2 separate regions of the Mus musculus genome follow, and region 1 is linked to region 2. Evidence: chromatin loops called from intact Hi-C (ENCODE). Cell type or tissue: gastrocnemius. All regions are shown on one strand. Each heading gives the region's core, and the rest is flanking DNA. Links, peaks and the distances in the headings are about the cores only. Region 1 overlaps Atp2a2 (ATPase, Ca++ transporting, cardiac muscle, slow twitch 2). Region 2 has its middle 12 kb from the start of Anapc7.

Evidence for each region. Peaks named below come from ENCODE experiments on the same cell type or tissue, not always from the same donor. Only the 100,000 strongest peaks of a DNase experiment are listed, where the experiment ranks them.
Region 1: it touches region 2 in a loop (2.4-fold over the local background); 1 of 42 quality-filtered maps calls a loop at or near these places.

The regions. Positions count from the first base shown.
Region 1 is chr5:122,495,005-122,500,388 of GRCm38, forward strand. All of the region lies in intron 3 of Atp2a2 (ATPase, Ca++ transporting, cardiac muscle, slow twitch 2), which reads right to left. Among named protein-coding and RNA genes, the nearest start is that of Atp2a2, 4.5 kb to the right of the region's middle. In gastrocnemius, for the core only: no CTCF peak of the experiment used is centred there; no DNase peak of the experiment used is centred there; H3K4me3 peaks cover 3,289 bases; H3K27ac peaks cover 1,553 bases.
Region 2 is chr5:122,407,926-122,413,309 of GRCm38, forward strand. No RefSeq gene overlaps it. Among named protein-coding and RNA genes, the nearest start is that of Anapc7, 12 kb to the right of the region's middle. In gastrocnemius, for the core only: a CTCF peak has its summit at 2,529 (motif pointing right); a DNase peak (open chromatin) is centred at 2,532; H3K27ac peaks cover 480 bases.

The sequences.
Region 1 (5,384 bases), core at 171-5,170, 87 kb after region 2:
CTTAACATATGCCAGGCCCTGAGTCAGTCTCCAGTACAAGAGGTGACAGGGGTTTCCACAGCAGTTTCTTGAATACTTTATTAAAACAAAAACAAAACTGAGGTTGAAGAGACAGCTCAGTGACTAAGAGCCCCTTGCTGTTCTTCCAGGGCTCCAGCTCAGCTTGTAATTCCAGCTTCAAGGGACCAGGAGTCCTCTTCCTGCTCCCAGAGGTCCACACACATGTGACATATAGTCACACAAACATGCACAGAGATGCAAATAACGTAAAAGGTTCTTAAAGATAGTCTATTGTAAAATAATAAATAGCCCAGAAACTCAAATCCTACATCTCAAATTGAAGATCAATCACATTTTACTGACAAAAGCAAATATATGCTCAGATTGTGTTTTTTGGTGTCTCATGGTTTGCTCTATTGATAAAAAAAATCCTATCAGGTTATAAAGATGGGAAAACAGTCCTGACAGATGACTGATGGGAGAAGGTGTAAGGAGAACTACACAGATGCTCTCTTAGGGTTTGGTCAGTTTAGTTATAACTATGGGTTTTCCTAAGTTAAACAAAATAGATTTACACAAAAGGGGAAATATATCTAGAAAAAAATTCTTTGAGACTACATTGAACATCAGGGATTCTCTTTATACTGCCTTCGTTTATAGCTGCATCCCTAGGGGCTCAGAAGATGCTCTGGTGAACCGACGATGCTCAGTGTGTAATACCTCAGTGTGTAATACCGACAAGTGGGAGACAATGAAACAAGTGCTCACAGAGCTAAGTAAAAAGCCCCAAGCCAGAGTCTGTGAGTAAAGAAGGCAACCAACGCTCCACCAATAACTGAAGGAAAGGAACAAAGTGTAGTTCTAGGAAAAGACAGGGTTCCCTCTTCTCTCTCAACTCTGTATTGTTACAGTAACAGTGCCTTTCCCCTGAATTCAAAGGTTCAAACTTGCCAGCTCCACTCTAAGCCATCCCATTTTAAGCTGAGCAGTGTAGGATGGAGATCTTTCTACTGACATTCATTTATAGGGCAATCTCTGCATTAGTGTATAACTTAGTGGTAGAACACTTTCCTAAAATGTGTAAAGGTCTTGGGTTCTATCCAAACACGCAAGAAATGGCACTATGGCACTAATAATGCCCATAATTTTTTTAAGTTTGTGTGTGTGCCGGAGAATATGTATATGCACATCACGTGTGCCAGTGTCTACAGAATCCAAAAAGGTGTCAAACCACCCCAGAATTGGTGTTACAGATGGCTTGAGCCGCCTGATAAAGGTTCTGGGAACTAAATCCACATCTTCTACAAGTACAGCAAGTGCAGCCACTAAGCCGTCTCTCCAGCCCTCTCTAGCCTGTTGTTGCTGGACAGGCTGACCTCCAACTTGAATCTTCCTACATTAGCTTTTTCAAGACTGGTATTACAAGTGTCTGTCACCACACTTAACCTGGCACTACTGACTTCTAACAGGAATACTGAATAAAGCAAATTTTGTTCTAACACAAAAAGGGCCGTGTTCTGCTAGACATGGGAGAGAGACACATCACAGTATGACAGGATTGTGGTTATCCCCATAGTAGGGAAAGTGAGGAAAAACATTAATGCTTCATCTTCAAACCACCTTTTAAATTGTATTTTTAAAAAATTAAAAAATTTCAACCACCATAAATGCACTATCAATTGCTTCCTGAAGATCATTGAAACCAGCAAAGTAAAACTAGATAGCATATTTTATCAATGTCTCAAAATCCTAGAAGCAAATTCATTCCTATATTTAAGGTACTGAAGATACATACGACCCAGTAGTGGCAAGAGGATCTCTTACGTTCAAGGCCAACATAGTCTATATAGTCCTGGTCTCCAGGATAGCCAAAACTACAAAGACAGTCCCTGTCTCAAAAACACAACAAAAAAGTATTTTAAAATCAACCTGAGTAGTGTAAAGAAACCTGTACAGACTCTCATCATCAGTACCCCACTACTTTCTAGACCGATGAGCTAATGCCAACATGGCCCTACTGATTCTCACCACTCCTTCAGATCTTTCCTCAAAGGTCATCTTGTGAGGTTACACAACCAGCCATTAAAAGCCTGCACGCTCCTATTCCCTACAGCCAATTCCTCTATCACAGCCCATTCGCTTTACTCTCTCAAAAGTACCATTCCAGGCAACAGACCCTGTTCCCTGATATCCCCAGTGTGTGTGTCAGGTGTTCAACTGGGGGAGAGGAGGAGGAGGAGGGAGCAGGCATTCCAGTTAGGCAGAATACTTAAAGTTACTAATCTAAGAGAAGGAAACCCAGTGAAACAAAACAAAAACAGTGAATGGTGTCAAACTAACCCACGTGCAGAGGGAGATGCATTTTGCAGAGATAGTCTTATGTACTGCAGGCTAACCTCAAACTCATTGTATACTCAAGGATGGCCTTGAACTCCTAACTCACCTACTTAGCTATCAAACACTAATTACAATTATAGCATGCACTACCATATTTGAATTGACCTTTTTAAAAGAAACAATTTTGGTGGATACTAAAAATTAAACTGTCCCCATGGGCCACCAGTGTAAAACATTAATGCAGGTTTTTTTTTTTTTTTTTTTTTGGCCAGAGCAAAACATTAACTGTAGTTAACAGTTTACTAATCTGATATTTGAAATAAATCATTAATATCTTTCTAACCTGAGGAGAATCTGATGATTTATGAGAACTGCCTGTTCACTTCTACAAAGAACCTGCGTATACAACCGTGATATTCCTGTTATGCCAGTAAGAATACACTGACTACCACAACAAATAAGTCAGTGTTCTTATTTGGAAGCTATAAAAATAAATAAGCTGAAGTTCGTGGCACAAGCCTGCAATCCTGGCGTCTAAAAGGCTAAGTAAGGCAAGAGAAACAAGTAAGACTGGGCTGTACATAGTGAGCTTGAGACTAGTCTAAGATACAGTAAGATGCTGGTGGTGCATGTCTTTAATCCCAGCACTTGGGAAGCAGAGGAAGTCAGTCTGGTCTACAGAGTGAGTTCAAGGACAACCAAGACTACACAGAGAAACCCTGTCTCAAAAAACAAACACAAAATCAAAACAAAACAAAAGGGACTGAAAGATGGCTAGGCAGGCAGTATTTACTATATGTTTAAGCCCCCGAGTTTAAACCTCAGGTACTTGCATAAAGGCCAGCAAGCCATGGCAGTCTGGCTGTAATTGCAGCATTCAGGAGGCAGAGGCAAGCTGGCTACCTAAACTAGCTGAATCAGCGAGCTCTGGGTTTAATCCAGCAACCCTGCCTCAGTATTTTAGATGAGAATTATTAAGCAAGGCACCTGATGTCAACTTCTGGCCTCTGCACACACATTCACACACAAGTACACCACATACCTGAACAAGTACACCCATACATTGCACATACATATTATATAGGCAGTAACAGAAATAAAAAGAAAATAAGGAAAGAACAGACAAGTACCATATAGCACTACCAACCCTCCATGAAGACCATCAGGAAAACCCATCTTTTAGAGCACAATTTTTCTCTTTTCCATCTTTGTAGCTTTTAAGAGCAGTCTTATTCCAGCCCAGGCTGCACGGGTGCCTCGCCTTCCTGAACTACTTCTTTTGAAGTTAAGCAACCTTGGAGTTTATCTTTAAAGGTTTTAATACAGATTTAAGCATGGACGCTAGAAGTCAGGGGTGGTATAGGCTTCAGAGCAACCTCTCAAGAGTCTCTTAATCTACCCACAATCTTGATCAAATAAACCAAAGCAAATGAAATGAATTCTAGAAAAAGCACTTCCTAAACACTTATTCTTTTCCATTTAACAACTCATATCATAAAAATGTAGCAGTTCATTTCCTGAACAAGAATTCCAAGTAGTTATTGAAAATGAACTTATATTTCAACTACCAACAGGCAATGTCTTCTCTATCACAAAAACTGTTAAGCACTTCAAATTTGAAAATTAGAATAAATTCCTAATTACTCCAAAGTAAAATTTATCTATAATCATTAATTCTGCTTGATAAAAAGTCAAACTGTCCACAAACAATTTGAAACCTTCTGAAATCCAATAGAAAATAACTTGGCACATATTTCACTTGTTCACTTCACATGTTCACTTGGCACATTTCTAAAACTGCTTCAAATAATATGAAAGGGACCAGTAAGAATGCATTTTGCCTACAGCTTGTATATATCATCTAGTTAATTTCTAATTCTAAGTCCTTGATGGCCTTAGTGAATGGCACCATTTAATGCGAAAGCAGAGACTTCCAGAATGATGTAGCCTGCATAAATACAAACCTTAAACAACCCCCACATATATAACTTATTTTAGCACATGGCAACACGCTCAAACTATAATCAACTCCATTTATCTTGTTTACAAATGAAACAACCACCTATTGGACAAAATTTTTAAAAATTAATCACAAAAAGATATTATATATAAGAAGTACAGAGTAAATAACTCAGCAGTATGCTGAATGGTCTCCTATGGGAATCTAATAAATTTTATTCAGTGAAAACCACAGGTGAAATTCTTACGAAATGAGCTAGCGAGTAAGGGGTACACAACACGTAGATGACAAACCAAAGTTTCAGGAGAAAATTCATGTATACAACTGCTCCTAAAAGTCCCCTTTGCTGCCAATTAACTATTATTTTAAAAATAGCTAAAAAATTAATCTTTCCTTTACCTGAATTCAGTAAGTTCTCTAAACAATCCTCTAAGCTAATGTTTTCATAGAGGCCATGACCACAGAACCCCTGGGTCAGACTTAAACGTGTGAATACATAATTGAAACCATACAGTTATCAGTTTTGTGAAACCTAAGACAAGTACTGTATGATTTTTCACTTCCTATCACAGTATAAGAATACAATGTTCTAAGAATAAAAATTGGCGTGTGTTATGAAGATTAAGAACATCTGCATACCATTATCACCATTTAAAAGAAACTATAAGGTCCACTGCCCAGGAAAAAAAAATCCTGGAGTAAAATGTTAATAACCTAGAACTACCCTTGCCGTCCCCATTAGCTTTTCTTAGGCAGGTCTCTCTCTGCATTTCTCTAGTTTCTTAGCAACCACACTGGCTCAAGCACATACAGAACAAGAAAGAAAGAAAGAAAAAAAAACAAACAAAAACCCCACCTTCACCTTTATTCCCTCTTTAATATTTAGAACCAAGAATACTGAACTTTGCTCTCTTACTCTAGGAATCACTCAAGACAGGGGTCCAGGTTAGATGCCACCCTAGAGGTCAGTGACCAAATTTGGTCAACAGTGGTGCCATCACTGCCGTCATCATTCTTGTCACTGTCAGGAACAACTGTCACCTTGCCACCACCAGGAAGGCAAAGCAACTGGAATATTCCTTTTGTA
Region 2 (5,384 bases), core at 141-5,140:
CCATTTGTCTTGTTTCTCTAGTTACTTGTGCTGAGTTTTTAAAGATTTATTTATTTTATGTATATGAATACACTATTGCTCTCTTCATACATGCCAGAAGGATCCCATTACAGATGGTTATGAGCCACCATGTGGTTGCTGAGAATTGAACTCAGGACCTCTGGAAGAGCAGTTGGTGCTCTTAAATACTGAGCCATCTCTCCAGCCACTAGCTCTTACATATAGTTCTTTAACCCAGCTTATTAAATTATTATATATATGAAGTGCATGTGGATACAGTTGCCTGGGGAGACCAGAAGATGGCATCAATGGGAACTGAACTTGGGTTCTCTGCAAGAGCAACGAGCTCTCTTGGGTTGAGCCATCCCTCTATCCCCACATTGTGTTAGTTTTTGTATGTGAAGAGAGGTTAGATACTTTGTTCTCTGTGTATGACTAATTATCTCAGCAGCATTCATCAAAATGACTTTATTAAATGATCTTGGCTTCCTTATCAAAAATCAGTTGACCAAAGCCTGGTATGATGGTCCAATGACCTTTTATCTCAGTATCCAGAGGCAGAGTGGATTTTTGAATTACAGGTTAGCCTGGTCTACATAGTAAGCTCCAGGCCAGCCAGGGCTACATAGAGAGACCCTGTCTCAAAATGTATAGCTTTATTTCAAGAGTCTAGATCGCTGACTCATGTAACATTGAAATCAGTTCTGTATTTGGCCAATTTAAGCCAGCAGAGTGGTACACACCTGTAATCCCAGCACCCAGGAGTGTAAGGCAGGAGGATTATAAATTTGAAGCCAATCTAGACTTATAGAGTGGGTTCCAGGCCCTCTTAGGCACATAACAAGACCCTGTCTCAAGAAAAAGAGAAGTTTGATCAGTTTTATCATTTGGAAGGTTTTCTTGGGTTGGTGAGACAACTTGATGGGGAATAGATCTGCTACACAAAAGCCTAAATTTAGTCTTCAGAACCATTGCCAGAAGGAGACCCAACCCCCAATGTTGTCCCCTGACTGCTGTCATATGTCACATCCCCATCTTCCACAGTAATAGATACTACACACACACACACACACACACACACACACACACACACACACACACATACACACACACACACACACACAAACATACCCCTGGTTGTCCTGAAACTCAGAGATCCCCAGATAATCTTAAGAAAATAAAAGAGACTGGAGAGATTGCTTATCAGTTAAGAGCACTGGCTGCTCTTCCAGAGGACCTGAGTTCAATTCCCAGCAACCACGTGGTGGCTCACAACCATCTGTAACTCCAGTTTCAGATTTGATGCCCTTTTCTGGTCCTCTGTTGTTAACAGGCGTGCATGTAGTACACAGAAATATATGCAGGCAAAGCACCAATACACTAAAAATAAAATTGAAAAAAAAAAAAACCAGAATTGCTTTCTTTTTATGTGTGTGTACAGGATCTTGCTAGGTACCCCTGGCTGTCCTGCAGTTAACTGTGTAGGCCAGGCTGACCTCAAACTCATGTCTGCCATTCTTCAGCCACCTAAATGACCCTGGCAACCTGAATTTGGCAAGAGAGAATTGGGTCCCACAAGATGTCTTTTTTTGTTTGTTTGTTTTTTTGTTTTTTGTTTTCGAGACAGGGTTTCTCTGTGTAGCCCTGACTACCTGACTATCCTTGGAACTCACTCTGTAGACCAGGCTGGCCTCGAACTCAGAAATCCACCTGCCTCTGCTTCCCAAGTGCTGGTTTTAAAGGTGTGTGCCACCACTGCCCGGCCCACAAGATGTCTCACAGGTGGCAGATGTGCACCCCACCCAGCATGACCCAACTTTAAGGAAAGACCCCTTATGCGGCTGACAGAAGCAGGTGAGTGGCTGCAAAACGCTGTGTGGTCTGTATTTCCCAGTACTCCATGGGTCGGCAGACATTCCGGAAAGTGCCTTCGCTGCCCTCTTTGTGGCCCCTCTGCCACGCTGGCTTTTTTGGCAGTTGTTACAGTGTCTATGTTGGGATTGTATTTGGCCACAGCTACAGAAACCCCAGGCTTCTGTGCCCCTAGTTTTGTCCTTTGAGTCTGGAAATTGGCCAAGGTGTGGCCACGTGAAGACCTCCTTGGACCTGTGCTGTCTGCCCCATTCCACATTGGGTGCCGCACAGGCTCCGCCCCAAGGGTGTGGCCTGTGTCTCTGCTCTTGGCCGGAAGTGGGAAGTGGCTCGAGAGATGCTGCCCAGCAGAGAACACTTCTGCCCTCCCAGGCCATCCCATAGGTGGCTTGCCCTTGGGACTGGCCAGAAGGGAGCTCAGAAAGAGCCGTGGTTCTACACCTATCTTTTGTGTTGTGCTGTTGAGGACAAAGGCAAGACTGTGCAAAACTGGGTTTATTTATTTAAGTTTGATTCAAAACAGTTGGCAGCTGACTGTTTCCAGGTTGGTTTTATTTGTAAATATTTATTTATTTATTTATTTATTGGTTGTTGTGTGAACGTTTTGCCTGCATGAACGTCTATACACCATGCCATTGCAGTGCCCAAAGAGACCAGAAGAGGGCATCAGATTCCCTGGAATTGGAGTTCCAGACACTCCTGAGCCACTGTGAGGGTGCTGGAAACTGAACCTGTGTCCTCGGTTACCCTTTATAACGCAGTATAATTTTGGCGGGGTGGGGGTGGGAGGTTGGGGTGGAGTACCTCAGCGGGCCCACGCTGAGGCATCCCTTGAACAATCACACCATAGATAAGTCTAGTATAAAGAAAGTTTATTGGGGGAAGAGAAGACATACATGCAGACAAAACACCATGAAATAAAGTAAATTAAAAAAGAATCCTTTGTCTCCCCTACCTTTTATGTAAATGCCATAACACACGCGCGCGCACACACACATGCACACGCATGCCTGCCACCACCATTAAAACCCTTGTTTTCTCAGAGGTCACTGCTCCTGTCCAGGGATTTGATGTCCTGGAGCAATGATGTCTTTCCCTTCCTTATTTCTTAATTCCAGCGAGCTAATTCTTCTAAGACTAGCCAACTGAATAACACTGTGAGGTGGAGCCCAGAGAATGAAGAAGAGGCACGATTTTCACATCAGTTAGAATAAAAGCCAAGTGCACTTTGTCTTGTGTGCTTGCTTTTCTGATCAACAATAAACTTTGTCTTGTCCTGACACTTGAGTAGAGTGCTGCTCCTTTCTTTGTCACTACGAGCATATTCCCAATCACAGCCATGGCTGACCTCCAGCGTTCACACAGCCATGGCTGACCTCCGGCTTTCACTCGCACACACAGACACAGAAGCACATAAACCTGTATGTACGTTTTTTTTTTCTTCCTGCCCCATGGTCTTCTGGGAATCTTTTCCTCACAAGCTGACAGAGGAAGGATGTAAGGCTGGAGTATCCCCCCAATTGGGCCGGGCAGTGGTGGCACACACCTTTAATCCCAGCACTTGGGAGGCAGAGGCAGGTGGATTTCTGAGTTCGAGGCCAGCCTGGTCTACAGAGTGAGTTCCAGGACAGCCAAGGCTACACAGAGAAACCCTGTCTTGAAACCCCCCCCCAAAAAAAAAGAAAAAAGAAAAAAGGAAGGAAGGAAGGAAACTGGGGTTACAGCTTGAGATCCTGTTTCAAAGAGAGAGAGAGAGAGAGAGAGAGAGAGAGAGAGAAAGGAAGGAAGGAAGGAAGGAAGGAAGGAAGGAAGGAAGGAAGAAAAGAAACTGGGGTTATAGCCCAGTGTTAGAAAACCTGACTACCTGACTAGTATGCACAAGGTCCTAGGTTGAATTCCCAGCTCTCTAATAATAATAATAATAATAATAATAATAATAACAATATGTTTTTAAAGGGCCATTTGGTCACCTTATCCTTTTCACATAAGTATCCTGTTTATATTCGTCACTTTAGCGGGTACTAATTGCTGCCCCTTGGCATCGGGTAAAGCAAGATCACAGTGCATCGAAATACTCAGACAAGATTGATTTGAATTCTTTTACTCTGACTTTTTTTCCTTCTTTTAAGAACTATTAGTACTGGAAGTCTTAATAATTAAAAAATAAAAAAAGTTGGCTTTCAGTCCAGAAAAACTCACGCTGAAAGCAATGAGTTCCTTTGTGTTTACAGATGTTAGGGTGACCACTCCATTAGGAGGGCGTAATTTCCAGGCCACATCTGTTCTGTGTCAGTGCTGAGGTGAATCATCTGTGGCCTTCCACTTTGCTTTGGCTCCACAGCTCCAGTTCACAGGTGACCCGCAGTGTGCTGAGCCTTTAACGTCTAGTTTAAGCCTAGTCTGGCTTGGCTGTGTGCTTGGCTGTGTGCACGCCTTTAATGCCAGCACTCAGGAGGCAGAGGCAGGTGAATCTCTGAGTTGCAGTTTGGTTTACAGAGTGAATTCCAGGACAGCCAGGGCTACACAAAGAAACTCTGTCTCAAAAAAAAAAAAAAAAAAGATAGAAATGTTTCATTGTATTGTTAAGTTTGGAGTTTGCATCTTAGTATTCTATTTCAGCTAGAGTCACTTTCTCTTATAATCCGATTGGGGTTTATTCCATGGAAATAGACTTGACAGATTGGAAGTCCAATGGGCCAGAGACAAATAGGCAAATAGGTTTAGGAAATAGGAAGTAGCCCACATCTGAGAAGTGAGGATTGATGGGTGTGGCCCAGGAGAGGCCCCAGTGACTGCTCTTCCAGAGGCTCTTAACCCACTGAGCCATCTCTCCAGCCCAAGACAGGGAGGGTCTCTTGCAGAGGGCTGTGGGCTTTGGTAACTGGATTCTGGCTGGTCCAAGCTATCCCATTTTGTGCCTGTCTCAAAGTCGCCTCAAGTCACTGTCTGTCCCTTGCACAGGTGTCACTGGGGCATCTGAGAAGCCCTAAGCACTGCCTGTTCGGTTCCTTCCTTGAGAAGAGAGACAGCTGGCTGGAAAGCTAGTGATTTATTCATCCCCCTGCCGTTTGTTCAGACAAATTCTTTCTCCTGAAGTTTCTTCCCCATGTGGAAGTGTCCAGAGGACACTTAAAAGAGTCAAGCTGTGTTTCCTTTGGGACAGTTTACAGTGTTGTGTCCTTCCTCTTGTGGGAAGGACGGCCAAGAAACAACATCTGGGAGAGATCTTCCCTCATGTGGGGCAGCTAGGCATGTGGAAATGGCCCAGAGTGTGGCGGGTTGCCTCTGTTGTAGCTCCTCCACGTCACTGTGTGCTGGCTGCCACGCCGCCTACTTAAAGTGCAGGGAGCCCCTTTCCTTGCCTAAGAAGAATGAGGGGCAAGAGAAACAGTGTAACAGTTGAGCAACTGCTTGCTTTTGCAGAGGACCCAAGTTCAGTTCTCAGCACTCATATAATGGTGCACAACTGGCTATAATTGCAGTTCTAGGGGTCCTGACGCCCTTTTCTGGAA